7 separate regions of the Mus musculus genome follow, and all the other regions are linked to region 7. The links are chromatin loops, found by intact Hi-C in ENCODE. Cell type or tissue: heart. All regions are shown on one strand. Region 1 has its middle 9.5 kb from the start of Gm33336. Region 2 overlaps Gm33377 (a long non-coding RNA gene). Region 3 overlaps Gm33377 (a long non-coding RNA gene). Region 4 overlaps Gm33377 (a long non-coding RNA gene). Region 5 holds the start of Mir3058 (microRNA 3058). Region 6 has its middle 7.5 kb from the start of Gm47708. Region 7 holds the start of 4732465J04Rik (a long non-coding RNA gene).

Region 1 (4,000 bases), 130 kb before region 7:
TCGCTGGTTTGGGGCTACATATCTTGATTTGAGATCACACACACTGTATTGATTTTCCTTCCTTGGAAATTCTTGATTGACGCATTCAATGACTATTGATTGAATGATGTATAGACCCATGGGTCTGGGCTCTCAGCCAGAGATGGAGCGTGAATAAGACACTCTAGCTTCCGGTCCTTAGAGAGTTTGTACTTAGATGGGTGGGAGGGGCTTAGCCATATCACTACAAATAATTAATGAAAATTACAATAAGTACCACAGCAAAAACATACAGATAGCTGCCGGCTGGTGTGGCTCTCCAGTCCCAGGTACTCAAGAGACTGAGATAGGAAGTTTTCACCACAGCAGCTGAAGGCCAGTCTGGACAACGTGGTGACACTTTGTCTCAAAAGAATTAGTGAAAATAGAAAGAGCTGAAGCACACAAGGGAAGGGCCTTCACCTACTTTGGGTTTCAACGAGACTGTAACAAGAGAGCTCTGTGTGTGTGTGTGTGTGTGTGTGTGTGTGTGTGTGTGTGTGTACGGAAGGAATGTGGTAGGAAGGAGTGACTGGTTAGTATCCTAAGTGAGGTAGTAGCTTGTTCAGCTTCCTTAGTGGGGACATCGACTTGGTCAGCTTGATGCTCTAGAAAGGAAAGAAGACAGTTGTAGGAATTCAAAGGGACGAAGTTAGGCCAACCCACAGGCTATTTGTTCCCTTCTTGATCCCTGGGGAAAAGCCCGTGGAAGACTGCGTTAAGCACTTGGTAGAATTCTCCATCCTAGCTTGGGACTTGCTTTTTGGGTGTTCTAAAATTATGAGTTCAATCTCCTTAATGGTTATAGGAATATTCAAGTATTTGAATTATTGGGTAAATTGTGCTGTTTTTTTTTGAGTGATAGTTTTCTTTTTGTTTGGGAGAGTGGGCATGTACCCGGCCTCAGAACACTGGGATGGCTTCTTGGTGCCAGAGACCTTGTTGATCTAAAGTGTAGTCTTGTGCAGGGCCTGAGGTCAGTTACAGTCATCACATTACTGTTCTTCAGCTCTGCATGTCCCCCAAGCAGAGAGACAAGCAAGTCAGGGATATGCATTCCTGGTTCTCAGAGTATTGTAGGGAGATAGCGACGGAGATGGCAATGAAAAGTGCCCTCAGATCCTCGTCTTGGTCACTGCATCAGCGAGGATCTGCCGCTGCATGGAGCCATTACCACTGAAAGGCACTCTGTGTATGTGTATGTTTATGTACACAATACTCTCACATACATTTTGTTTATGTGTATGTATATGCACACATACACATTATATATACATTATATGCACACACACATATTCTGTATATGTGTATGTATATGCACATACACACTCTATATGTGTAGGTATATGCACACACACTCTGTGTATGTGTATGTGATACAGTCACATACATGCTGTAATATGCATGTATATACACACACATTGTATATGTGTATGTACATGCACATACTACCACACACTCTGAATATATGTATAGATATGCACATACACTCACACGTGCACACACTCTCACATGCACTCTGCATATAGTGCATATATCACTTTCTTAAATTGTGGGTTGCACCTGCACTTTGAATTATGTAACTGGATGTAAGGTTTATGTAAAATTTGGTAAAAGTAAAGGTTTCTGACCATGTAACAACTGCAAATTAGCTCCACATCAAATGCATACTGAATCTTAGACCTTTCTTGTAGGGCTGCCAGTGTTGTATCAAATGACTTCAATGCAGCTGGCTATGACCACGGCATGCTCCTGTGCACTGTGCATGCCGTCCCGACTCTCAGTGCCAACCTAGCTATTTTAATACCTTGGCCCAGCTCTGAGACTACTGTATGCTCTGAAGTACAGTATTTTCACCGCACACACATTTTCTTTTTTGCTCTCATAGAAACATAATGGTTTAATTATAGAAAAAGTCTCCTTTATTCCTGCCACTACTCTTTAGCATGTATCAAATCCGCCTGTCTGTCTGTGGGTTGTATTGTGTTAGAGTGGAATTGCTGTTTAAATTGCTGACTTGAATTTTGTAAGCAGTCATTAAGTGGGCTTTGGCTTGGGAGTAAAACATTTCCAACAATTTTTGCAGTGGCTTTTTGCAGAATACAGTATGTCATTTTGTACTATACGTTTGTATGAAGAGGTATCAGTGATTATGCAGTGAAAATTTCTATCAGCTCAGAAGAATGTCAAGATGTTCTTTGTTCTGCAATATAAAGTATGCAGCCAAAATTTAAATCATTCTGTAAAAATAAACATTCATTTTATCAGCATGCAAATTTACTTTCATCTTGAGGAAATGATAAACTTATGTGTATCAAAGAATTATTTTAAAATAAAGGTATGACTTTATATCAGTAAATGTTTGATATGTGTACCTATTTTATACACTTGTATAGCTAAGGTCTGATAAAAATTTATTGGGTGAAAGAAGTTGCCAGTGAAAGAAGTTTAAGCCTTGGTGTGTGTGTGTGTGTGTGTGGTGTTTATGTGTGTATGTATATATGGGGTGTGTGTGTGTGTGTGAGTGAGAGAGAGAGAGAGAGAGAGAGAGAGAGAGAGTGTGTGTGTGTGTTGGACTTGGCAGGAGATATAGGTGAGGACACATTATCTTCTGGGAACAGAATTCCAGAATGTTTCCTAATTTAGAAATTGTTTTAGTACTGGCCCCTGGAAACCTAGTTGTAAATAAAACTTTACTCTTCCAAGTTGAAACCAAATGGATCGAGCATGGCCTTTTTGAGATATTTATCTTCACTGTTTTTGGGAAACCCCTGTTCTGGATTTTTCAGAAATGCCTGTGTTTTAAGTAATTTCATCTCCTTAAACAAAAACATTTCTTAGTTAAAAAATATAATTTAAAAATTTAAATAAATATACAAGTCCAGAAAAATATGGCAGAAGGCTGACCACCCCTCAGATTCTTATTTTTCCATGTTGGCAATGTAGCAACTTTCATTTCTTTTCATTTTATAGTTTATTTATTTGTAGTTCAGAGGATTGAACCCAGGCCTCATGAATGTTAGGCAAGTTTCACCTTTAACCCTGGCATTACTTAAAGCGAACAATAATAAACTACTGTGAAACAGGCGCTTGCCTAAGTGTTTACAAACAAACCAACAACCAACCAAACAAAAAACTAAAAGCAACAAGAACCCTTGTTCTGTGTAAAACCATATTCAGGAAATAGTAGTGTTTTCTTCAGCTTACAGATGAGCTAATACACATTTAGAGAAACTAACTAAGTCACTTAAAGTCATAGAGCCAGCCAGTAGGGGAAACTGAGTTAGAGCATTTCATGCGGCGTTAGAGCAGGAAATCTAGTAGAAATATTGTGAGTGATAGCAGGAACTTCAAAAGGGAAAACGAAAGAGACTTTACTTTTAATGATTTTATTTAACCTGACAAGAGCAGAGCATTATCATTTGAACAGGTAGGTCGTCCACACCCAGGTTACACTTGAACTCCTCAAGTTCTTTCTGCTACACCTCCCAGCTGGAGACTAAGCTTTCAGGAAGGACTTCCGGAAGAGCTGGGTTCCTGGCCCCCTTTGGCAGAGTGCTTGCTTAGTGTACCTGAAGTCCTGGCTCCCATTCCTGATGTGACATAAAACAAATAGCTCACACTTGTAAGCCCAACACTTGGGAGGCTGAGGCAGGAGAATTGCTATGAGTGTGAGGTTAGCTTGGACCACAGCGTGAGTCCTTATCTGTAAAACAAACAAACAACAAAACTGACAATTGGTGTGGCTGCTCACACTTACAAATCCAGTATTTAGAAGGCAGATAAGGGGGATCAGAAATTCAAGGGCCCAGCTTGTATACATGAGATCTTGTCTCAAAACAAAACCTCCAAATTTCATTTATACTTATATTTTATAAAACTTATACTGAAAAGTCAATAATATGTATATTATATGTAGTATATATAAAATATATACACTCAAGTTATAAGATTTCTCCAGTGACTAAATATATCTTCAAAT
Region 2 (4,000 bases), 85 kb after region 7:
TAAAAATGTTCTTGATTTAAGAAGGTAGTAAGAATCCATGGCCATCACAGTGGGAAGCACACAGGTGCGGTGTTGGGGTAGTAGTTGAGTGCTTTACATCCTGATCCATAGAAAACTGGCAGAGAGAGAGAGAGAGAGAGAGAGAGAGAGAGAGAGAGCACCTGAGCCTGGTGTGGCCTTAGGCCATCCCTAGTGACACACCTCCTCCAACATGGCCAAACCTCCTGATCTTTCCATCAACTGGGGTCAAACATTCAAATATGCTCCTATGGGAACTGTTCCTATCTGTTCCAAACTACCACACCATGTATTCACAAACAAACGCTTACTGATCACCTACCAAGTGACAGTCCCTGTTACTGGTGCTGGGACACATCAAAAGACAAAGTTCTATGGGTGCTGAAAGATTCTAATGACAAAAGACAGATGAATTGCATAAGTACGGGTAGATTGGAGAGAAGTAGATTAATTTATTCTTTAGTTAAGGCTGTAATTGAAGGAAAGAGGGAACCAATTCAAGAACAGTTCTCTTAGCCTCTGTCCATTATCCATTGATATAAAATGGTACCTTTAATTAAATGATGCATCCTCCCATATGCCTTGACTCGTGTTTAGGTTATATATAATCGCCAACCCAATATAAATGTTGCATAAGCAGTTGTTAAGCTTATTGTTTGGGAAAAAATGACATGTCAGTACAGATTATGTGTAATAAATATTATATATCTATATATAGAAAGAAGAGCAGGGAGTCTTACTGTGTGACTTTGGCTGGGCTTGGAACCAGAGAGATCTACTTGCTTCTGTTTACTGAGTGCTGGGATTAAAAGCATCACCAATCTCAGCTCAGACTATGCATATATAATATTATATATAATAAATATATATAACATATATTTTATAGTGCTGGGTGCAGAACTTATAGAGAGTTAATGGCACACATTTATAAGTACATATAAATACACACATAATGCTATTTTCTTGTTTATTGTCACATGCTTTTGTACCTTCAGTACTTTTGTGAACATGTGGTCTTTCTATGTAGATAATGAAACTATTGAATGACAACCAAGGTGTGTGTTGCTCACACAGCTCTCTACTGAGTACACAGCATGGGCTCAACCATTTCAGGAGAAAGAGAGGCTTCGCTCTCCGACTGTTCAACTTACAAGAGGTATCAGGAGCAAAACGTGTCATAATGAGCTGGCTACTCACCAAAAGCAGCCCTCACTTAAATCTTTCTCACTCTGCTCCAGTTCCTATCCTGCCCAGCAAGTTGTCACTGTGTTGCTCATAGCCTGGCTTATTGTCAGATATAACACAAGCCTGAGACGATGGGAAGTTGAAACAGTCGTTACACAGGGGGATTTGCCAAATTTTCTGGATTTTGTGGAGTTGGTGAAAGCAATACAGAAAAACCACTGGGATTATATGCCACGGACACCTGAGAACTGGACCGTGGTCTCCCTGTCCATCGTGGAGGCAAAGGATGTTGGGAACAAAGACAAAGGTTTTAAAGGGAAGGGCTGGCTCAATATTAAGGGAACAGAAAAGTTGCTTAGAAACCTAACATTTCAGAATAGCTTTTTAGTGCATGTCCTATTAAAAAATCGAGTCAAGTGTGAAGAACGTTGTATAAGCCCCATGGTGGCACATGCCAATAACCCCAAAATTCGGGCAGCTGAGATAATGAGATGTCAACGTTAGCCTGGCTACACAGTGCAAACTTATCTCAGAACAAAACAATTCAGGGGCTGGGCTGGAGCTCAGTTGGTAAATTGCTTGCCTAGCAAGTTTAGTGCTTTGAGTCTGATGTCCAGCACTGTGGAATTGGCATGGTGGTAGAAATCATTAATCCCAACACTCAGAGTGGAGATGGGAGTCAGAAGTTCTGGGCCTTCCTTAGCTGCATAGCAAGTGTGAGATGAATCTGCGTTACATGAAATCCTGTAATTTTTTTTAAAAGAATGAATGAATAAAAGAAGAAAGAAAGGAAGGAAGGAGAGAGAGAGACAGAGACAGAGAGACAGAGAGACAGATACAAGTTCCTCAAGGTCACAGAGCTGGTTTGAAAGACCACATCTCCACTACACAACACTGCCTCCTAGAGGAAATACACGTGTCAACTCTTAACAAGTTTGGAAAAAAGCTGTTGTAAAACCCCATTTTTTTGCAGCCCTCACAGAAATAACTTTTTTCATTAAGCAGTCTCATCTCAGAGAATTTTTGAGTGACAGATGAGTGTAGTATCTTACTGCCTTGCCACTGTATATCATACAGGCTAAAACTTTCAAAGTCTGAATATCCCAACTGCTGCTAGTTAGAGCCTGTTATCTTGTTTTCTTCCTGTCTCCAGGGCCTATTGGGAAAATTAAGCACATCTGATAAACGTTCAGCATCTAGATACCTTACCTTGTAGTTCAGCTGGGAGGCAGACACTAAATAAAATAATAATAAGATAAAATAAAACCTTGCCGCTCACAATGATATGCTGCCTTTGTCTGCCTTTCAAGCAGAGGAAAGCTAACGACCACGTATGGCTCTAGGCAAGAATGCTGATTTGCAGTCTCTTCAGGAAATTGTAGAGCTTCCGAAGAAGACAATATTCGTAGTCAAAATAGATTAAGTTGAAGCCAAGGGCAGAGCTAATGATACTGTGTGTTTGGTTGGAAACAAGTAGCAGACGACTAAGCTATGATAGCAGACAGTCTGCCCTGTAATCCTCCTTTGTTCTTAGGTCCCTGTCACCCACAGGATGGAAAAAAAAATAACATTTTCTATATGAGTACTTCACATTTTTGCAGATGGGTCAGAAAAAAAAAATCATGCTCTATAAACAAATGGGATGCAGGGCAAGAGAGGCAAATGTGTGTCTTTGGGAAAGAGTGGGCCTTCACGCCGACGTTTTCAAAGGATGTAAGAAAATCCTACAGCATTCTCTAGGATTCCAGGGAGGCCACACTGCCTTACAGAAGGGGCTAGAGAGAGTGGCTTCTCTAATAAAGATGGGGTGTCAAGGGTAGTAGACTACCAGAAATTTGCTTTGTATTAAAATGAATTGTAGGCAAGGATTCACAGAAAGATGTATATATACACTTGTGTTTGTAGCAAAACTACTCATGATTGCCCGAAAGTGTAAGGACTCTGTGTCCATGAACAGATAAGGCAGAACAAAACCACAATACATTTATAACCTGGGACAAAAAGCAGCCTTATAAAGGAAGGATATTGTTTTATTATTATTATTATCCACTTATTTATTTTATTTATATGAGTACACTGTAGCTGTCTTCAGACACACCAGAAGAGGGCACCAGATCCAATTACAGATGGTTGTGAGCCACCACGTAATTGCTGGGAATTGAACTCAGGATCTCTGGAAAAGCAGTCGGTGCTCTTAACTGAGCCATCTCTCCAGCCCCATAGAAAGGATAATCCATAACTGAGATGCACCACACTTGAGTCTTCACACTGTGCTAAGCCAAATAAGTCAACCACAGAAGGAACGTGGCATTGATGAGTTCCTACAAAGCCAGGAAATAAAGCAAGGATGTTGTTAGTGTGCATCAGAATCCCTCAAAAGACTTGTTAAAGCAGTTTCCTGGGCACTCTCCTTAGCACTGCCTGTTGGGACACAGAATTGTACTTCTAAAAAGTTCTCTGATGGGGCTGATGATGCTACTTGGAAACCATGCTGAGAATTAACGAGCTAACCTGTGCTCTTATTTATTATAATGTAACAATAGGACTTGTTCTGTCTAAGGAAACTTGTAGGAACCACAGGGTAACTCGATGTGTTGAGAGGACTCAGTGGTGACAGTATGATGAACCAGTCACCTTGCAGGTGACTTTCTTTGCTCTAGCATATGGGCAGTTACTGATCTCTGTTAACTGAGTGTGACCGTTCAGATGTTTTCCACTGAAACATGTGGACAAAGACTCATAGCATCGTGACTCCTCATCAGCTTCTCCGGTCTATTCAGATAGTTTGTGAGGTCCC
Region 3 (4,000 bases), 51 kb after region 7:
TCAGGTACACAGTTCAAAAGCTAAAATATGGCCTCCGGATGAAAAGCAGACCCGGTATAAAAATCAACTCGTTGATCTTCCGAAATGGAAAAGATTAGGCTTAGAAATACCCCACACATTCGTTGTACGTTGACTACCATTCTCAGCAAGGTGGGGTCACAGCTATGATCACAGTCCTAACTTAAAGAAGCACTTGAGGTGGGGATGTGTTTGAGAGAAAGCCGGGAGGCTGGTAGACTACGGCAGCAGGGGGAGGGGTATTTTCAGATGGTATCTGGGAAAGAAGAGGATCCAGATGGGTTACAAGTGTCACAGTGGGAAAGGACTTGAGCTCTTATTCTGTATAAAATGGTAGACTGTTGGTAATTTTGAGCCATGAGATGACACTATTTGACATGTTCAAAAGATCCATTAGATACTGTGGTAAGAACAGATTTCCTTACCTATACATTCCCAATGAGACATGCATGTGGTCAGGACCAGGATGGTGGCTTTATAGAGGCGAGAAGCATTACCATTCTGCCTTCCATTCTCCAGGTAGAATCAAGACAGTATCTTGCTAGATTGGTTTAGGATGAGATAGAAGAGTCGAATATGACCCCAAGGTCTTAGCTGAGAGACTGGAAGACTGAAGTTGCCATTCATTGTCCAGAGTGAGAAAGACTGAGGCTGGGATGTGACTTGGGGAGCTTGGTTTGGGACGGATGAGATGTCATTGCACACCTAAGTGGCGATGTTAGGTGAGCAGCTGTTTGTAAAGGTTTGGGTTCAGAGGTCTTGAAGATAAAGCAACCAGCCCAGTGCTCAGAGCAAAGTGATGTCACAACTGATTCCTGTATCACTTATTTCACCTTCCTGGCTGCTCTGTTTTGTTTATAAGCATTAAAGAGCAGAAGGGACTCTGGAGTCCATTCTAATCCATAATAGTGTATGACTTCTTATCTGTACAAGACTGCATATATGTTATGGAAACGAAATATATTGATTAAAGAACCAAGTTGACCTTTTCAGCCCCAGTTTCATAAAGAGGATAATGTAGTATGTATACAATTTCTTCTTCACCTCTAAACCAGTAGCCAGGGAACAATCAGTAGTCTCAATCAATTACTCCTGCCTGTGTGCTCCCTCCCTGTCTTAGTTAGCGTTTGACTGCTGTGAACAAACACCAAGACCAAGGCAAGTCTTATAAATGACAGCATTTAATTGGGGCTGGCTTACAGGCTCAGGGGTTCAGTCCATTATCCTCAAGGTGGAAGCATGGCAGCATCCAGGCAGGATGAGAGAGTTCTACATCTTCATCTGAAGGCTGCTAGCAGAATACAGGCTTCCTGGCAACTAGGAAGAGGGTCTTGAAGCCCACACCCACAGTACCACACCTACTCCAACAGAGCCACACCTTCTAATATGGCCCACTCACTGGGCCAAGCATATACAAACCATCTTACTCCCTAATCTCCTTCAAAGAGCTGTTGTTCATTTCCAGGTCTTCCCTGCCCTTCAGTGCGTTCTTCTCTCCTGCTCAGAAGACTAGAGAGTGCTAGAGAGCCAAGAGTTTTACATCTTGATCTAAAGACTGCTAGGAGGAGACTGTCTTCCACAGGCAGCCAGAAGGCTCTGATTCCACACTGGGCAGAACTTGAGCATAGGAGCCCTAAAGTCCACCCCCACAGTGACACACTTCCTCTAACAAGGTAACACCTCCTCCAATAAGATCACACCTCCCAATAGGGCCACTTTCCATGGGCCAAGGATATTCAAACCACCACAGGCTGGAATATAGTTTCCGGATTCCGGAAATTTGGAAATGGGAATGCCTGGTGGAGGAGAAGTTGAGAGGATGTATAGAAGTCTTCATGTCTTCTGAATCCTGCGCATGTGACAGATGTAGAGTTAGTGAGGGCTGCTGGCCTCTTTCTCTCCTTTTATGGTTGGTGTGAGCTCTGGGAGGCCCCTGCTTTGTAGGGTTAGCTTGAGGCTCTTGATGTTTCCTGAATTGGCTTTTACATGGCAGGCAAGTCCCAGAGACAGGAATGGCAGGTAGTTCAGGTGTTAAGATGAATCTCCCACTTATTCTTTGCTGCCATAACTGATTCACAGATCCGTGCTTGTAAGTGTCTAGAAAACTGAGCGTGGAAATAACCTTTCCTTTATGCAATAAGTAGTAGACACACAGGTGAGGCTAGCCAGGAGCATGACCAATTCCCTTAAAGGAGTATAGGCAGAGGCCATGCCAGCCAGAGAGACAGGAGACAGGCTGAGGAAGTGCAGCCGCCAGTGCCTCCAGCCAGCCTGGCATCTTCAGTATCTGGCTCCAGCTCTCTGACCCTTGTCTTATTCCATTCTTCCTGAGGATTCATGAAGAGTATGTAGGGGAACGCAGAAGGCTTTTTATAGGCATCCTGGTTCAACCTCTGATGGGTTGCTGAAAAAAAAAAATATTTCTCAGCGGAAAGATCTTTAGAAATGTCCTTGCCAAGTGTTTTATTTAGTTCTTCGTCACGGGACATAGCTATGCAGGGAGATTTTCCTAACACTTTCCAAGCTCTTGGGCTATGGGACAATTAGGATGTCGCTACATCAATATGGGAGGAGCAGGGTACTTTGAACCACCCTAGATTTCTGGAATCCTTAAGCTATTTACATCAACAGCCCTAGCCCGAACCTGCAGAGGTTGTATAAGGAATCTTTAAACACGCCCCCCCCCCACTCCCTCCCCTGTGTGTGGAAGAAAAATCTCTGATGGAAAAATAGAAGGCAACCCAGGGACATCACCCCTGTTAAGGACAGAGGGCTGGTTTTCACCCCTGCTTTTCTTGAACCTTTCCTGATGTTTCCTTTATGGAATTTGGAATGGGGAGCCTAAGGGCCTGTCCTTAAGGGGAAGGGAGATATCCTTCCCGTGTGTGGAGGAGGGACCAGAGACCCCACACCAAGTTCATTTTGATTTATGCCCCCATGTTTCCTTTCTTGTTTTCTGCTGGGACTGTCTGGATTTCTAAATTGCAGGGGGAACAGCTGGGAAAACAGAAGAGCTGTTCTAGTCTGCTCTCTGGCCTACCTCAGACTCCAGGAGTTGTGAGTGGCTCAAGGTTTCCAGGGTGGCTTGTGGGCTCCTGTGGATCTGAATAATCCAGATGAGATCAGGAGGAAGGGCATGGACTGGGAACATTTGTGAGCCGGAGAGTCTTGATCCCTTTTGGGTTCAATGGAAAGTCACTGTCCGTAAATCAGCCACCTCCTCTTTTTTCTCTACCTCAGCACCAGAGAGAGAGAGAAAGCGGGGGGGGGGGGGGGGGGGGGGAGGGGGGGGAGGGGAAGGGGAGGAGGCAGGAAGGAGAGAGGGAGGGGGAAAAGGAAGGTAGGGAGAAGAGGAAGAGAAAGAAAATGTAGCTGTCCCCACAGTGAGGGTCAAGTCTGACAGCGTTGTGGTCCTGACTCTGTGTCTGTGAACTGACAACCTGGGATGTAGAGTTACCCTTTCTTGGCTTTTTCATCTACTAGACAAAGAAAAGGAGACCATTTTTAGTCTTTGTTGTTTTTGTTTTTTTTAAATTGTGATATAACACACACATACAACATAAAATCTTCAGTTTTTTTCTTGCTGTTACATTGTGCTTTGAGATAGGGGTGTGTAACCTTGACTGCCTGGGAATGCACAGCCCCTGTACTCAGCACCCCCCACCCCCTCCCCCCAGTGCTGGGCTTACAGGAATGTATGGTCATGCTTGGGGTGCATCAGTGGTATTGTGTATGCCCCCCCACACTATTAAGAAACAGATTTCTAGAACATTCTTATACTTCAAATCTAAAACTAAACCGATTAAACCACTTGCCTTTCCCAAAGAATCTGGTAACCACACGATACTTCCTTTCTCTTCTCTGTGAACCTGACATTGGACAGTTCATAGAGAAGGAATCGTACAGTGCCCGTCTATTTGTGACCAGCTAACTTCATTTACTGCAGTGTCCTCGGGGTTCGCCTATACTAGAGTGTGACCAG
Region 4 (4,000 bases), 57 kb after region 7:
GCCTCCCCTTCTCCTTCTCCTGTTTGGAGAGTGAAGCACTTGGCCTTTCTTCGGAACCAATGCTCCCTGCTGTGTTCTGTGTTCTCATTACTCCTCAGATGGGGCTTCTCTGACAATCCCTCTGCCTCTGCCCCATATATTTGCCCTCATGTCCTCTCTCTTCAGATATGTCACCTCTCCTCATTCTGCATGGTTCTCTCATATGCAGTCTATCTGGGGGCAAGGATGGAGGAGTGCCACTCTGTGTATCTTAATTGAAGTCTAACTTGCTTCGTAACTAGAGCACAGAGGAAGAAATAGAACTTTCTTGTCCCTGCACTCCTGCTTTGTATATAGCATGAGATTGGACCAAATAAATGCTCAGTGAACCTCTTCCAGCAAAACTGTCTTTATACAATAGAATTTCTCCTAGCAATGTCTTAAGTTTGTAACTGCCTTGGAGGCAAGCCTTCCAAACTGGCTTACAAAAAGCCCAGTGTTCCTTCTACAGAGCATTCTAAGCAAATATCTAAAAAGAGAGAGAGAGAGAGAGAAGGAAAAAAAAGCTTCTAAAAGGCATTGAATTCATCACATAATAACCTGTTACCTTACTGTCCCTCCCTTGAGGAAGCCAAAGCTGTGTGTGTTTATGGTGGTGGTGCCAAACCAGTGTGTGTTTATGTTTATGGTAAGATTGCTAGGTAATGTGATTTCCATCCAAGGCAGATACATGCATTCCAAAGGGATCTTCAGAAGGTAGCATGCCAACTTTGAGGGATAACTTCTATTCAGCTCAATTTAGGCCAAAGAAAGGCTGATGGTTTCCAGACAGATGGGGTCTTTTGTGGATGGAGCTGGACAAATGAAAAGAATGCAGAAATCAAGCAGACAACAGAGAGATTAGTTGAATTCAGCCTAGGCCAATGGCTGCTGAATTCCATCTACCCAAATTAAGCTGCACTGAAAAGGGCCAGTATGTGCTATTTCAAGAGGGCCTGGCTTGTTCTGACTCCAGGAGATTGTCTTTATGTCAGTATAAAATATGAAACTTATTTTAACCGTGGGTGGTTAAGTTAGAAGGTTACAAAAATTTTGATAAAGTCTGTAAGCAAAGCTAGACTATTTAAGAGATTTGCTTCTCTGGTGGTCTAGGGTTTATTTGATTAAGATTACAGCAAGAGCTTTTTAAATACTAGAAAAGTTTTTGCTTGTTTTGGTTATAAATTTGTCCTGTTGAACATCTGAATATAGCAACCTGAATATAGCACATTTATAAGTGCACTTGGAAATAGAGACTATTTAATCAATTAAACATGTAACTGAGATGGAGTATTTACAGTCTAGTGTGTCAACTAGAATTTCTGGAAACTTGACAGAAAAAAAATGGAGAGACTTTTTCTTATTTAAGTTTTATTCATTTTGCATCGAATCAAGATTTGAGTCAACAAGAACCAGTTGGTTTCAAAGTCACATTTGAAACTTTGAAAATGCAAATGTTAGCTTAAAAAATCAACTGATTGAGGTTAGAGAGGCGCCTTAGTTAGCAAAGAGCTTGCCTTGCAAGCATGAGGATCTAAATTCAATCCTTTGATAGAACCTACATTAAAAAAATAAATAAATAGGGCTGGTGAGATGGCTCAGAGAGTAAGAGCAGTGGTTGCTCTTCCGAAGGTCCTGAGTTCAAATCCCAGCAACCACATGGTGGCTCACAATGTAAAGACAGCTACAGTGTACTTACATATAATAATAAATAAAATCTTTAAAAAAAAACAAATTAAAAAAAAAACCCTGGGGGTTGATGAGATATCTCAACAAGTCAGTCCACTGCTCCAAGACTGATAACTGGAGTTCAACTCTAGCACTCACCTGGTAAATGATCGCTCACTCCCCTAGGCTGCCCACACATTTATGTGGTGGCACACACAATAAGTAATTTGTTTTAAAACATAAAACATAAAAGTTGGGTATGGTAGGGAGACAAAAAGATTCCTAGGTCTTACGGGCCAGGCAGCCTCACCTACATGATGAATTAATTATAGGCCAGTGAAAGACCCAGTCTTCCCCTCAAAGAAAAGATTGGCAACACATGAATACTTAGGAGACTAATCAAGGTCTTATCTTAACTTTTCTGTGTCCTCATTGAACAGGTGACAGATCAGGATTAAGCTAGCTCAAGGCACCATTCACTTTGGATAATATACTGACTCAATGACAGGTATTTATCAGTTTCTCAGTGAGGGAAGTGCAATGTGCGTTCACTGTGAAAACTTGACACCTCTGGAAACTGGGAATCAAACGTGATAAGGTAACAAGCAAGGGTTCTTAAAATAACCAGTACAGCAAATGCAATCTATGTTCGCTCCCGGCTCGCAGGGAAAATGGGAAATTGGCCAAATGGGAAAGCAGAGGAAAAGCATCAAGTCTGGGATGCCTGAGTCCTTGCTATCATTCTCCATCAAAAGCCATCCCTTTGTCTCCTCCACTCTTGCTATTGCTTGACACTCCATGTGAATTTAAGCAGCAGTGACTGTCTTTCTCTAAGTCTTGAATTTAGCTGTGGAATTGATGGGAGTGTGTCTTAGTTAGGGTTTCATTGCTGTGAAGAGACACTGTGATTACAGCAATTCTGATAAAGGCAAGCATTTAACTGGGGCTGGCTTACAATTGCAGAGGTTTGGTCCATTATCATCATGGTGGGAAGCATGGCAGGCTGCAGGCAGACATGGTGCTAGAGGAGCCAAGAGTTCTACATCTTGATCTGAATGCAGTCAGGATCAATACTGTCTTCTACAGACAGGTAGGAGGGAACTCTCTTCCATACTGGGCAGAGTTTGAGCATAGGACCTCAAAGGCCACCCCATAGTGACACTCTTCCTCCAACAAGAACACACCTGCTCCCACAAGGCCACACCTCCTAATAGTGCCACTTCCCATGGGCCAAGCTTGCTCAAACCACCTTAGAGTAGTCCAAGGTTATTCTCATGGGATTCTTACTAACAGTGATTATTCTTAAATGTGTGCCTACCAAGAATTCAAGAAGTTAGGCTCCAGACAACCAAACAACCCTATTAAAAAATGGGGTACAGTGCTAAACAAAGAATTTTCAACTGAGGAATATCAAATGGCTGAGAAGCACCTAAAAATTGTTCAGCATCCTTAGTCATCAGGGAAATGCAAATCAAAACAACCCTGAGATTCCACCTCACACCAGTCAGAATGTCTAAAATAAAAAACTCAGGTGACAGCAGATGCTGGCGAGGATGTGGAGAAAGAGGAACACTCCTCCATTGCTGGTGGGATTGCAAGCTGGTACAACCACTCTGCAAATCAGTTTGACAGTTCCTCAGAAAATTGGATATAGTACTACCTGAGGACCCAGCTATACCACTCCTGGGCATATACCCTGGGCATGCTCCAACGTGTAATAAGGACACATGCTCCATTATGTTCATAGCAGCCTTATTTATAATAGCCAGAATATGGAAAGAACCCAGCTGTCTTTCAACAGAGGAATGGATACAGAATATGTGGTACATTTAAACAATGGAGCTACTCAGCTATTAAAAACGATGAATTCATGAAATTCTTAGGCAAATAGATGGAGCTAGAAAATGTCATCCTGAGTAAGGTAACCAATTGCAAAAGAACACACATGGTATGCACTTGCTGATAAGTGGATACTAGCCCAAAAGCTCCAGATAACCAGGATACAATTCACAGACCACATGAAGCTCAATTAGAAGGAAGACCAAAGTGTAGTTGTTTCGGTCCTTCTTAGAAGGAGAACAAAATACTCACAGGAGCAAATATGGAGATAAAGTATAGAGCAGAGACTAAAGGAAAGGCCACCCAGAGGCTGTCCCACCTGCGGATTCATCCCATACACAGTTACCAAACCCAGACACTATTGTGGATGCCAAGAAGTGCCTGCAGAAAGGAGCCTGATATGTCTGTCTTCTGAGAGGCCCTGCCAGAGCCTTACAAATACAGAGGCAGATGTTAGCAGCCAGCCATTGGACTG
Region 5 (4,000 bases), 220 kb before region 7:
ATATAGTATTGAGAAGTTGGATAAAATTTAAATCCAGAATTCTGAAGAGTAGGTAGGAGTCTTTATGTTCAAATTCTACCTTAAAGGAAGCGAGGTTGTGCCAGGCAGTGGTGGCCCACACCTTTGATTCCAGCACTCGGGAGGCAGAGGCAGGCAGATCTGAGTTCGAGGCCTGGTCTGAGAGAGAAAGAGAGAGAGAGAGAGAGAGAGAGAGAGAGAGAGAGAGAGAGAGATTGCAAACCCCACTTCAGTAACACTGTTGTTACCCAAAAGGAGGCGAAGCAACAACCCCTGGCTCTGACCCGTTACTAGCCTCTTGTTCTAGTCAGAGTTAAGAGGTGACCTGGTATTATTGGCTGGATAAAACTTTTGCTCCATAATCCTGTGCTAAGTGACTTCCTTGTGCTTTTATAATGGGTCAGGACAGTGGCACAGATGGCCATCGACTCATTTAGTGACGTCGTCTCAAAACCATTGGTGTTCAGCACTAAAAACTAAAATCGGCGCCAGGAATCGAGGCTGATGAGCCTTTCCCGGGATTTTCACTCATATTCATCCCGACCCCAGGCACAGCCCCTTCTCTGCACCCCGCCCGTTTCAGCTGAGACAGGGTCTCCTGTAGAGTGCTCCACAGCGCCCACCCTTGGGAAGGCGGATCTGTGATCTAGTACATGCCAGGAAATGCTTCCTCATCCACAACTCTACGCCCTTGGTTTGCCACTTCCACGCTGTGCTGAACCCTGGGGCTAACTTTCTGACCTTTCCTGGTTTACTGAGCACCAGGGACATACATGTGAACAGCTGCCACTGGTGGCAGGCAGCTACTTAAGAAACAAATTCAAAACCCTGTACCTCAAGTCCAGTCATATTTTAGGTGCTCATTTCAAGTGCCACAGAGCAGATTACAGAGATCTACGGCACTTCAGAGGGGGTGAGAGGTGTAACTTTCCACGTACTCCACACAAAAGGTCACCACTCAGACTAAGCCCGCGCAGCCCCGCTTTCCAACTCCCTACCCTCATAATCCATCTCCTGTCACGGCAATAAAATCTAGCGCTGTGGAGGAAGGATCACTAAACTTACCCTTATTCTCATTCTCTTACAGGTGCAGGCAACTGCGGCAAACCACCAGCTTCGCCAGGCTAAGAGATGACATAAACCCCATGGCGGAGATAGAGACTAGTTAAAGTATTATTAAGCTCTCATCTACTCACCCTGAATATTCCATTAAGTTGGAATGAGGGCACAGCCACCTTTTAGAGGGAAGGGCAAGGGTGACTAAAGAGCAAGAGGCCTGTGTGGTGACACATTCTTGTGGTCCCAGCACTTAGGAGGTAGAGGCAGGATCAAGATTTTTGATGTCAACATGGATTGGTGAAGCCCTATGTCAAAAAACTCAAACACCAAAAATAATGGTGTAGAGGGCTGGAGAGAGGGCTCAGTAGTGAAGAGTGCCGACTGCTCTTCCAGAGGACCTGGGTTCAAATCCCAGGGCCCACATGGTGCCTCACAACTTGTGTACAATGCCAGTTTAAGGTGACCCAAACCCTCTTCTGGCCTCCCTGGATAACAGGGATAGACACGGCACACAAACTTCTTCCTTTTTTTTTTTTTTTTTTCAAGACAGGGTTTCTCTGTGTAGCTCTGGCTGTCCTGGAACTCACTCTGTAGACCAGGCTGTACTCGAACTCAGAAATCCGCCTGCCTCTGCCTCCCGAGTGCCGGTATTAAAGGCGTGTGCCACCACAACTGGTGCACACAAACACTTAAAAAATCTTTTTTTGGGTAAAGCCTACTGAGTGCTGTTCTCCCAAATAAAAAATTACTAAGGTATATTTATAAAGGACTCACTTATCTTTTTCCAGTTCAAGCCAAGAAAGAGGGGAGTGGCCCAGGTTACAATTGCAGATACTCTGGAGGGAGGCAGAAGGCCACAAAGTCAAGGCCTGTCTAAGTTACAGAGTTAGCACAAGGCCACCTTGGGCAATTTTAAATGAAGGTTCTGTTGTTTTGTTCCTTGTTTCTGCTTGGTTTTGAGATGTACTTATTATGTACAGTGGCCTGCCTGCATGTATGCCTGCAGGCCAGAAGAGGGCACCAGATCACATTATAGATGGTCATGAGCCACCATGTGTTTGCTAGGAATTGAACTCAGGACCTCTTGAAAAATACCTAGTGCTCTTAACCTTGGAGGCACCTTAGCCTCATAATCACTGAGGCCTTAGTGAGATCTTGAATCGCAAAGGCAATGTGTGAAGTATAACTCCTGCCTGGCCTTCCCAAGACCCGGGCTCAAGCCCCAGCATGAGGGCCGTGGTCACAGTAGGGCTCCACCCTGCAGTCCTTTCCACTGAAGCGAGTGCACTGCCAGGAGCCGCAGGTGGTGCTGCCACTGAATTCATAAGGTCTCAGGGTGTAGACCAAACTAGCCTGGAGCCTTATGTAGACCAAGCTGGCCTTGAACTTATGACCTTATGCACAACCATAAAAGTTAAGTAAGCCAGGGCCTTTCGTGGTGACACACACCTTTAATCCCAGCACTCGGAAGGCAGGGGCAGGCGGATTTCTGAATTCAAGGCCAGCCTGGTCTACAGAGTGAGTTCCAGGACAGCCAGGGCTACACAGAGAAACCCTGTCTCGAAAAAGCAAAAAAGTTAAGCCAGGGGAAAGTTAATATAATTCAGTGTACTCTTCAAATATGAGCCACTCAGAGCCCAGCTTCCACCTTCCCTTCTTCCATCACAAATCAGGCTTTTTCAGTGCTGGGCACACATGCTAAGTAAGTACTACTGGGCTATATACATCCACCTTTAAAACAAACTGAGATTGATGCCAGACTTGAAGGCTCCTGAGTGTAATCCCAGCACTGCAGAAAACAGAGGCGGCCTGGGCTATGGGGAAGATGCTATCAACAAGCAAGAAAAGGGCCCTGGCAAGATAGCTCAGTTAAGTGCACTGACTGCTCTTCCGGAGGTCCTGAGTTCAACTCCCAGCAACCACATGGTGGTTTATAACCATCTGTAATGGGATCTGGTGTCCTCTTCTGGTGTGTCTGAAGAGTGTGACAGTGTACTCATATAAATAATCTTAAGTTAAGAAAGAAAGAAAGAAAGAAAGAAAGAAAGAAAGAAAGAAAGAAAGGAAGATAGAAAGAAAGAAAGAAAGAAAGACCCACCTGACTTTGGGTAATGAGATGGCTCAGCTGGACAGGTCACTTGCTGACAAGCCAGAATACCTGAGGCTGGTACCCACATGGTAGAAGGAAGGAAAGAAAGGGATTCTACAAGTTGTCCGCTGACCTCCATAGCATCCTCTCCTGTCCATATACATATATGCAAGTAAGAATTTTGAAGAGGGGGACCGAACAGTTGGGTGAGAGAGCAGGAGTCACTGTTTCTCAGCAGGTGGGAGTTCATCTTCTGTTTCATTATACCTTTGTTTTAAACTCTAGGTTGGTGGGTAAATTAGACTATGAATAACTTCTGCACATGCAGACTCTAAAATCAAGTCAACGTGATTTATTTTGGGTGTGTGTGTGTCTGTGGTGAGCTGAGGAGGGCTGGGGGGCTGGGGAGGGGGCTGGGTGGCGGGGATGAAGCCATTTACCTAGTCACAACAGCAAACACTTCCTTGTAATTATACTGTCTTCAGAAACTGGACAGCTGACCCCAAGCTCCCTCCATGAACACTAAAGACTCTCCCCAGAGAAACCTATCAAAAAGTACTATTATTTAACACCCCAAAGCAGACAAATAGGATCTACTGGGTGTACAACACAGTCAACATGCTAGCTGATAAACACATGGTATTACTGAAGCAACGAATCAGAACCATCACAGAGCTCTTCCAGTAGCAAGAGGCACCCACGGCTGACAGGAAGAAAGCCAAGTAGACATTCAATCTTCCAGGTAAGCCGTGGCTGACTCCAACGCTGGAGAATTATCCCGAAATCACCCTCTGACAAATCATACAAATGGTAGCTAGACACATGCTCTTCCTA
Region 6 (4,000 bases), 51 kb before region 7:
TTGAACGCAGGCTGTCTAGCCAGATCCCACACTTGCAGCTGATCTTCTGTAACTGGCAATGAGCGATGGCTCAATCATAGACAGAGCATCATTTTGAAGGCTGCCTTCTGCCCTGTCTCCAGCACTGAATCCAATGCCCCGCCTTTGTCTCCTGAGTGACAGCACCTTTTCCTTCTGTCTTCTCTTTACCTAATTTTCCTGAGTTATCCATCAGGCTTGAGGGATCTCCATCCCGAGGGCCTGAGAAGGACTCTAATCTGATGCCTTGGCTGTGAGTCCTTAGACATTTGCATTTATTGTGTACATGGTTCTGTTCCAAGCATTTGAAGCTATATTAGCTTGCTTAGTTTTGCAGCAAGCTTCTGATGTATGCCTAATGCCTTTTATTTTATTAGCAGACACAGCACAGAGTCATAGATCCATCAGGAAAATTGATGCCACTACTAGTAGTTGAGAGAATGTGTGTGTGTGTGTGTATGTGTGTGTGTGTGTGTGATGTATTATGTGCTCATGCACATATGATTGTAGGTGCCCATGGAGGTCAGAAGAGGTTGTCAGATCCCCTGAAGCCAAAGTAACAGGCAGATGAAAGCCATCCAATGTAGGTGCTGAGAACTGAACTCTGAATCTCTGTGAGTGGTATGTGCTCTTAATTGCTGAGCCATCTCTCCAGCCCTAGTACCTGGCTTTTTAAAAATATGGGTTCTGTGGACTGAATTCAGATCCTTCAGACCGTCATCCTTGCAGGGCAAGGTCTCTACAGATGGAGTGATCCCTCCAGCCCCACCAAAGGAAAGCTAATAATCAGGGTCCAATTACACCAGTGTAAGGGGCAGAACAAGCAAAGAGTAAATAAATACAAATCAGCCCAGGGATGGGCGGCAGTGGAAGCCATTACCGGTTTGGAGAGACAGAGATGTTGATGCTATATGAGTTGAGACACGGAGGCTAACAACAGAGACTGGAGCCTATAGGACACAAGGCCCCTCCAGAGTTACTGAAACACCCTAACATTTCCCTCTTTGAAGCCACCAAGATTACCTACTGTCTCCCATTGAGACATGAACTCACCACACACACAATGGCAAGGAGCCAGGGGATTGTAGTCTGCAGAGATGACAGGACAGAGTGAAGAATGATTTCAAAATAAACAAGCAGAACACTGACCCAGATGAATGAGAAGTTTTCCCCAGGTCACAGAATTTTGAATGGCAGGGTCAAGTGGTTTGAGCCAGGCTTTGACTTGCCTTTCTGGGAATCCAGGACAAGGTACCTACCTGAGCACTGTCCCCAGGAGTATAATGACAATGACAGTTGCATCCACTTAAAATGGTCTGGAGAAGGTCAAACAAGCCCAAACAGTGCCTAGACTATCACAACACACATCTGGGTTGCGTTATTACAGAGGTCTCGGCGTGGAAGCTGTGGCCCCGGCTTCCACTCCTATCTTACTGCCGCATCTGCTTTACAGATGGAAACCCCAAGAGTCTGACTTGCCCAGGCTGCCCAGCGAAAGTAAGCCTGGAGCTCAGTGAACTCTGGGGCCAGCGTGCTGGCTGCTGTTGCATTTCCTGTTCTGGGACTCTCACGCAGCCAACTGTGGTCTCTCTGGGGACACAACCCAGACCTTTTTTGCCTCTGATTCCATACCACTCACTTGGCATGTGACACCCGCAGGGTGCTCATTGCATATTCTGCCTTGTGAATTATTAAGCAGCCTGGAGAGCTGCAGGTGACCGTGGGAGCTGGCTTTCCCAGGCTGTCTCAGAATTTTCAGATTGGTGGTGAGGTGCTGAGGCAGGAGGGGAAAGGACATTCTCTTCCCAGGAAACTTCTAGGCCATCTCCACAGTGCATTCCTGAATGTCTGGCTATGACATTTCCTCTAATTCTGTACTATTTCCCCATCTTCCTCCCCAGAGAGGCTACTCCCTACCGCGACCCCCTGAGTAACCAATCAGTGGAGCCAAGGTGAGGATAGGAGAAAGTGTGGGCACACTGTGCTATCCCGTCCCGAGGGACTCAGTTATTCGTGGGTGCGAGGGGGACCGCAAACCTGGGAGAAAATGGGATGGGAGAGAAAGAAGAGCAGAAGACCAAGTAGATTTCTCCTATCAAGGTCTCCGTTTATTAGGCTGAGACGCCAGGTTTTAAAGAATACATCCAAGGGAATAGGGAGGGGTGGAGGGAGAATTAACAAAGAACAAAGAGGTGGGCATCTGCTGACATGAGGGCTGAAGTCAGGCGCCAGGCGGTGGGCACTCTGCGTCTTATCTCCGGAACATAGATCCTCCTTAACAGCCTTGGGTGTCAGGCCAGGCTCAGGCATAACTCATGTCCTTGGATGTCATAGGAGTCAGGAAGAGATAAGAAAGAGGGGACTATAATTCAGCTTTTATAGCCTCAGGTGCCAGGAAGGGAACAGGGAGAAGGGAGTCATGACCAGCTCCTAGCACAATACCATTTGGCTTGTCAGGGTGGGAGATTATGAAAGGCTCACTTTCTCATGGTATGGTCTCTAACACTGTGCCAACTAAAAAAGACAAGAATGGGTATGTGGAAGAAGAGAGATGGTGACAGGTCAATATTAAGACACCTTTGGAGGTCCTTGAGGGATAGGATTCACCCATGCATCTGGACAAATGAGTTCTATTTGTATCTTAGCATGGACTTGATATAACACCCCTGAAACAAGTCACCCACCTCTGCCTCTGTTTCCCCACATAAAGAAGAGGGCAAAAACAATATTCTACAAATGTCAGGAAGGTTCTTCATAATGGCTAGAGATGGTTGTGCCAAATTAAATATTGAATTGGCTTTTGGCATAAGGAATTGGCTACAATTAAATTTTTTAAAACTGTTTAAAACAATTCTATGACTGAGGGATGCGCTTTGAAGTTTCATCTTGCCATCAAGAAGAGCTAGGTGTCTTGTGAGACATGTACACATATTTATTTAACAGAAGTCCTGGATTGCATGCCTAATAATGGCTCTCCATCTCATTGGCCACTCACAAAAGAGCTACATTTATTGCATATACAAGATAACTGTGAATTTAGTGAGTGCCCCTTAGAAGCGTTAGGATTGTGGGGATCACCATGGATTTTTTTTTAACCTGGCCACTGCAGCTCCCCATTCTATGGACTTTATTTGTGTTTAAGTCTCTCACTGAACTCTGTGCATCCTGGCAAGCCAGCTTCGGTCCTTCCTAACCAATGCCAGCAAGTAAGTAGATGCCAATTCTCTCAAATGTTTGACTTAGACAAGATTCCTGGCATCTTGTTAGTGGGGCACCTTGAGTACTATTATGTGTTAACATTCCACTGCCTTTTTAGAATGGCTAAATCTAGCAAAATAGATACGTATAAACATACAGCAAAAAGCATCCAAGTGTAGAGCAGACAGGTATATATTAAGTCCTAGAGTTCTTCACTAAAAGAAACCGGAATTTTAGAACTTGTTAATCAAGAAACAAATATTGACAAGTTTAATTTGTTAATGTTTTAAATGAAGAGTTATTTTGCTAATATGCATACAAATGATAAATCTTTAATTTACTAATTATATTTTATTAATCATTATAAATAATTTGAAGAGTATTTGCATATTTATGTATGGAAATTAAATCTTCAATGGATCTTGGATACTGTCCGTGACTGTATAGCATTCCTTGTAAGAGCTGCATAGATGTCTTAGAAGTTGAACCCCACAGGTTGGAAGACTTAGTGCATTAGTCAGTTTTGGATACCTGTGATGAAGTACTTGAGACTAGTAGTTTTATTAACACAGGAAATTAATTTAGCTAATAGTTGGTGTTCACAGACGTGTTACCAGCATCAGCGTGATCACTGGTGAGGGCTTAATGGGGGAAAAAACTCACCATGACCTGGAGAGCTCTCTAGAAAGAGAGACTACACCACCAGACAAGAAGCTGGGCAAGTCAGGGTCGGGCTTGCTTGCTCTTATAACAAACAAACCTTGAAAAAAACCTAGCTGGGACC
Region 7 (4,000 bases):
AATAGAACAACAATCATGGAAAGCATTTTAGGGACCCGGAGTTTCCTAGGATGCTATGGAACATCTATAGGTGCAAATGGTGTATGCATGAGAGCGTGTAAGATGATTTTCAGTCATTGTGCAAATGTTTTAAAATTTCAATTATGAATTAGAAGATTCTAAGCGTAATCTTTGAGTACAAAAATACTATTGTGCACTCCAAGGACCCCAGTGAGTTGATTTAAAGACAGCCTAAAGGAATGTGTCGTGAAGCAGCCATCTACAAGGATATGAGCAAGAGCATGGCATGGAGTCTTAGCATTATTTGAATGGTCTGAGGGACTGAGAAACGAAGTTTATTTTCCAGGAGACAGAGAAGTTACATGAGTTACCCATGCTCAGAAGAGATCAGAGACCAGAACATGGTCACCTGACTTTGCCCCAACATCCTTGGTCAACTTCCCACTCTACGGATGAGGAAACAGCAGCTTGGCTAAGGAGCCATCTGTTTTTGAATAGAGACTCCAGTGAGAATCTGGCCGCAAAGTAGAAAAGCATAGACTTTTAGTGTAAAACCAAAGTCCGTACTTATAGAGTGCTTACTATGCACCTCAATCTTATGGAGATCTCTCACATATTAATGCATATTAATCCCTAAAACACCCTTTTAGATACAATTAGACATTTCCATTGTCTTTCTTTTCATGAGAGACAAATGAAGGAATGAAGACGGTTATCGTTTGTATATGCTTAGCCCAGGGAGTGGCGCGATTAGAAGGTGTGGCCCTGTTGGAGTGTGCATGGCCTTGTTGGAGTAAGTGTGTCACTGCAGGTATGGGTTTTAAGACCCTCATCCTAGCTTCCTGGAAGCCAGTCTTCTGCTAGCAGCTTTCAGATGAAAATGTAGAACTCTCAGCTCTGCCTGTACCATACCTGCCTAGACGCTGCCTTGCTCCCACCTGGATGATAATGGACTGAACCTCTGAACCTGTAAGGCAGCCCCAATTAAATATTGTCCTTTATAAGACTTGCTTTGGTCATGGTGTCTGTTCACAGCAGTAAAACCCTAACTAAGACAAAGATCAAGTGCTTTTTAACATTTAGTCTAATATGCTGAGACTCGAACCTACCTCGTCAATCCAGCTCTAGAGTGTGTTCTCTCACCCACTATACACTCAGGTCACCAATACGTGAGGATGTGATGGAGGTATCTTGATCTCTGCTGGGAATGGAACTATTCTGCTCATTGTGGGGCCTCCTCTCCATTTCCCACCTCCAACTGGCCAGTGAGTCCTGGTCCATTCTGTAGGAGACATAATTTCTTCTGGCCATCCACTTTTTCTTCTTCAGCAAGCTTCCACTCCATAGTTCAGGCTGTCCTAGAATTCACGATTCTCCTGCCTCAAATCCTCTAAGTGCTAGGATTGCAGAAACCCCCAGGAACAATGTACAGTTGCCATTGTTTCCTAGGAATAATCCATTCATATGTAATGATGAAAACAAAGACTCCTATCTCCAAGGCTGAGATGGACAGAACCACAGTTGGTGACTAGTAGTGTGAGTCACATAGTGTGAGCCACGTGGATTCATGGCAAACCTGACAGACATGGGTAGAGGCCCAGGGCACTACAGGGGGTCACCCGGTGCCAAGGAAGTCCTGCCTGCTCACTGCCTGGTGTTTGGCACAACACCTGGTGCCGAGCAGGTGTTCAGAGCAAGAACGATTGGAAGCTCGGATGGAAACAGCTAGGTCTCGACATGGGCAGCGGTGTGGTGATTGGAGGTGAGAGGGCAGCAGACCCAAATTTGACCTACTTTACTATCCTGCTCCAGGTAAGCTAGGAGAAAAGCTGAGTGCCAGATTTCCAGTCCACAGGGAAGAGCACAATGCCCAGACCATGCAACAGTGTGCTGTCATAGCTAAGGTTCCTAGCTTAGAGGGAATCCTTTCACCTTTGTCTTCCATCGCAGCAGGCTTATGGATTCTGCCTCCTTAAATAAAGGGACCTTGGTCTCCATCCACGTAGGGTGTTTGGTGGGGTGGGGTGGGGAGGGGGAGGCCATCTGGGTCCTGTCACTAGCCTCCTCTGTATTGGTGCTCAACGAGGATCAGGCTATGGGTGCTCTCCTTTATCTCCCCAGCAGGTGCTGACAGCTGAGCCATTCCACACACCTTTGGGGCAAAGAACCGCTGGAAGCCCGGGCCAAGTTCAAAGACCGAACATTCTTTCCAAGGCGACCAGAAGCACCCTGGAGGGCTGGCTCCTAGTTACATAAGCCACAGGTTAGCAGGTCCCCCACTGATGTACTCCGCCTGAGCCTCTCTGACTTACGCAACTATTACGCAGACGCACTTGTCCAGTGTGGCAACAGCCGCTACGTTGCTATCAAGTATGTGGTGTATCCGCCCATACTCACTTAGACAACGCTAAAGCTCTTCACCACCAGGTGGTTAAGGCAGTCTGATCGGGCTGGCAGGAGGGAAAGGCATGACTTACTGTAGCTCTTGGCCCAGGCCACCGAACACTCAGTACCTTGTACCCCGTTAGCCTTGGGCAGTAAACCCTCTGATAAAATGTTCTCTTTTGGTGTTTGTTTTTCCTGGCAGTCTCATTTTGGGATATAAATGGTTCATTATTTCCACCCCATAGATCCATTCTTGCTTTCTGAAGAAAAAAAAAAAGGAAAGATTGGTTAAAAAAAAAAAAAAATCATCACTGGGGTGACCCCTCCTCTTCTCAAATGTTCTGACCTTGAATGAGGCCAAGTTTCCACACTGCTCTGGGCCATCTACAGCCGAGCCAATGTGGGAGAGGTTGACTTAGGGAAGGCAGCCGTGAACAGGGGATATAAATATATTACACTAAAACACTTGGTGCCATTAAATGCCAGGAAGTGGCATAGACCTTCTCCCCCTCCCCCCCCCCCCACCAGCCCCTGCAACCTTTTCAGAGGATACTTGGTGAGCATCAGCAGTTAGGAAGTTGGAACAGGGTCCCTCCCCAGCTAGGTCATTTTCCCTGCAGGGCATCTTGGAGGCAAATTTTATTAAGGATCAAGTAACTGGCCCAAAGCAGTATAAATAGCGAGAGAGCATATGACAAGCCCGGCAATGAATGTGGCCCGGGCTCAGGCAAGGCGCCTGCTGTGTTGACTGCTACACTGCAAGCTTGCATGGAGCAGTCTTCCCGGAATGTGACCAGAAAAGTTGTGCGCAAAGGTGCACGCAGACTTGCTAAGGCTTAGTATTTAAAAAAATTTTCAAAGGGACGCCTCCTTATTTTTTGGAACTTGGCGAGCCACACAGTTAATTCAGGAAAGGAACCTAAGGCTGGAGGAGATTAAGTTTGGAAGCAGACACTGTCCCAGACTGAGCTTCCCCAAGTCCTTCAGGTACTACTAAGAGCAAAACCTTAAAGCACATCGAAATACTGTGTAGGAGTTAACATGCCAGAGCAGACAAGGAGGACCTCAGACTTGACTCTTACATGGACAATCTGGAGTGAGTTTAATGTAGCCCATTTGTTTGTTCTACTGATCTCTCCCTTCGCTTTAGAGTAGACCCGGAGTGTAAACCAAGCTTTAGCGAAATGGATCAGATAACTGAGCGATGAGAGCCACAGGGTTATGACAGAACAATTTCTTAAACTAGCTGTCTTTTGTCAGTCCTGTCCCCACTGTCCAGAGCTGTTGACACCTCTGAAGATAAGCGTGTGTCCTCCACTGGAGGAGACTCAGAGGATTGAAATAAAGCAGAGCATTCCCGCTCGTATCCAACACATTTCCAAGGGACCCCTGGCTTCTGGGACAACACATCTGTGTTGTTCTGACCTAAGTTCTAAATGCACTTCAAGAGATGACAGTATTGTCAGCTCCCTACCCTTCTGAAAAGGACAGTAGCCACCTGAACATACCACACTCTTGTCAATTTATATATATAAAAAAAAAAAACAGTGTCTATACTTTGCCTCTAGAACTTAGATAGAGAAAGCCACTGACATTTAGGAGCTGGCGACCATGA

The links. Peaks named below come from ENCODE experiments on the same cell type or tissue, not always from the same donor. Only the 100,000 strongest peaks of a DNase experiment are listed, where the experiment ranks them.
Region 1: a loop joins it to region 7, with 10 times the contacts of the local background. A loop is called at or near these places in 4 of 42 quality-filtered maps.
Region 2: a loop joins it to region 7, with 4 times the contacts of the local background. A loop is called at or near these places in 5 of 42 quality-filtered maps.
Region 3: it touches region 7 in a loop (4-fold over the local background); 5 of 42 quality-filtered maps call a loop at or near these places.
Region 4: a loop joins it to region 7, with 3 times the contacts of the local background. A loop is called at or near these places in 5 of 42 quality-filtered maps.
Region 5: it touches region 7 in a loop (4-fold over the local background); 11 of 42 quality-filtered maps call a loop at or near these places.
Region 6: it touches region 7 in a loop (1.9-fold over the local background); 2 of 42 quality-filtered maps call a loop at or near these places.

Annotation. Positions count from the first base shown.
Region 1 is chr10:95,639,745-95,643,744 of GRCm38, forward strand. No RefSeq gene overlaps it. Among named protein-coding and RNA genes, the nearest start is that of Gm33336, 9.5 kb to the left of the region's middle. In heart, no CTCF peak of the experiment used is centred here; a DNase peak (open chromatin) is centred at 1,797.
Region 2 is chr10:95,856,270-95,860,269 of GRCm38, forward strand. The region is part of intron 3 of Gm33377 (a long non-coding RNA gene); the gene reads left to right. Among named protein-coding and RNA genes, the nearest start is that of Gm33543, 15 kb to the left of the region's middle. In heart, a CTCF peak has its summit at 2,114; no DNase peak of the experiment used is centred here.
Region 3 is chr10:95,822,792-95,826,791 of GRCm38, forward strand. The region is part of intron 1 of Gm33377 (a long non-coding RNA gene); the gene reads left to right. Gm33543 (predicted gene, 33543) reads right to left here. Exons shown (of 3, transcript NR_169127.1): 2 at 3,059-3,193; 3 at 1,182-2,422. Among named protein-coding and RNA genes, the nearest start is that of Gm33377, 7.5 kb to the left of the region's middle. In heart, no CTCF peak of the experiment used is centred here; no DNase peak of the experiment used is centred here.
Region 4 is chr10:95,828,880-95,832,879 of GRCm38, forward strand. All of the region lies in intron 1 of Gm33377 (a long non-coding RNA gene), which reads left to right. All of the region lies in intron 1 of Gm33543 (predicted gene, 33543), which reads right to left. Among named protein-coding and RNA genes, the nearest start is that of Gm33543, 12 kb to the right of the region's middle. In heart, no CTCF peak of the experiment used is centred here; no DNase peak of the experiment used is centred here; H3K27me3 peaks cover 409 bases.
Region 5 is chr10:95,555,386-95,559,385 of GRCm38, forward strand. The region is part of intron 1 of Nudt4 (nudix (nucleoside diphosphate linked moiety X)-type motif 4); the gene reads right to left. Mir3058 (microRNA 3058) reads right to left here and starts at 3,936; the gene lies at 3,846-3,936. In heart, CTCF peaks have their summits at 648 and 2,085 (motif pointing right); a DNase peak (open chromatin) is centred at 636; H3K27ac peaks cover 896 bases.
Region 6 is chr10:95,720,861-95,724,860 of GRCm38, forward strand. No RefSeq gene overlaps it. Among named protein-coding and RNA genes, the nearest start is that of Gm47708, 7.5 kb to the right of the region's middle. In heart, no CTCF peak of the experiment used is centred here; a DNase peak (open chromatin) is centred at 1,581; H3K27ac peaks cover 786 bases.
Region 7 is chr10:95,771,396-95,775,395 of GRCm38, forward strand. It overlaps 4732465J04Rik (a long non-coding RNA gene), which reads left to right and starts at 1,738. Exons shown (of 5, transcript XR_380952.1): 1 at 1,738-1,812; 2 at 2,328-2,370. In heart, a CTCF peak has its summit at 2,427; DNase peaks (open chromatin) are centred at 1,666, 2,296, 2,846 and 2,926; H3K4me3 peaks cover 870 bases; H3K27ac peaks cover 997 bases.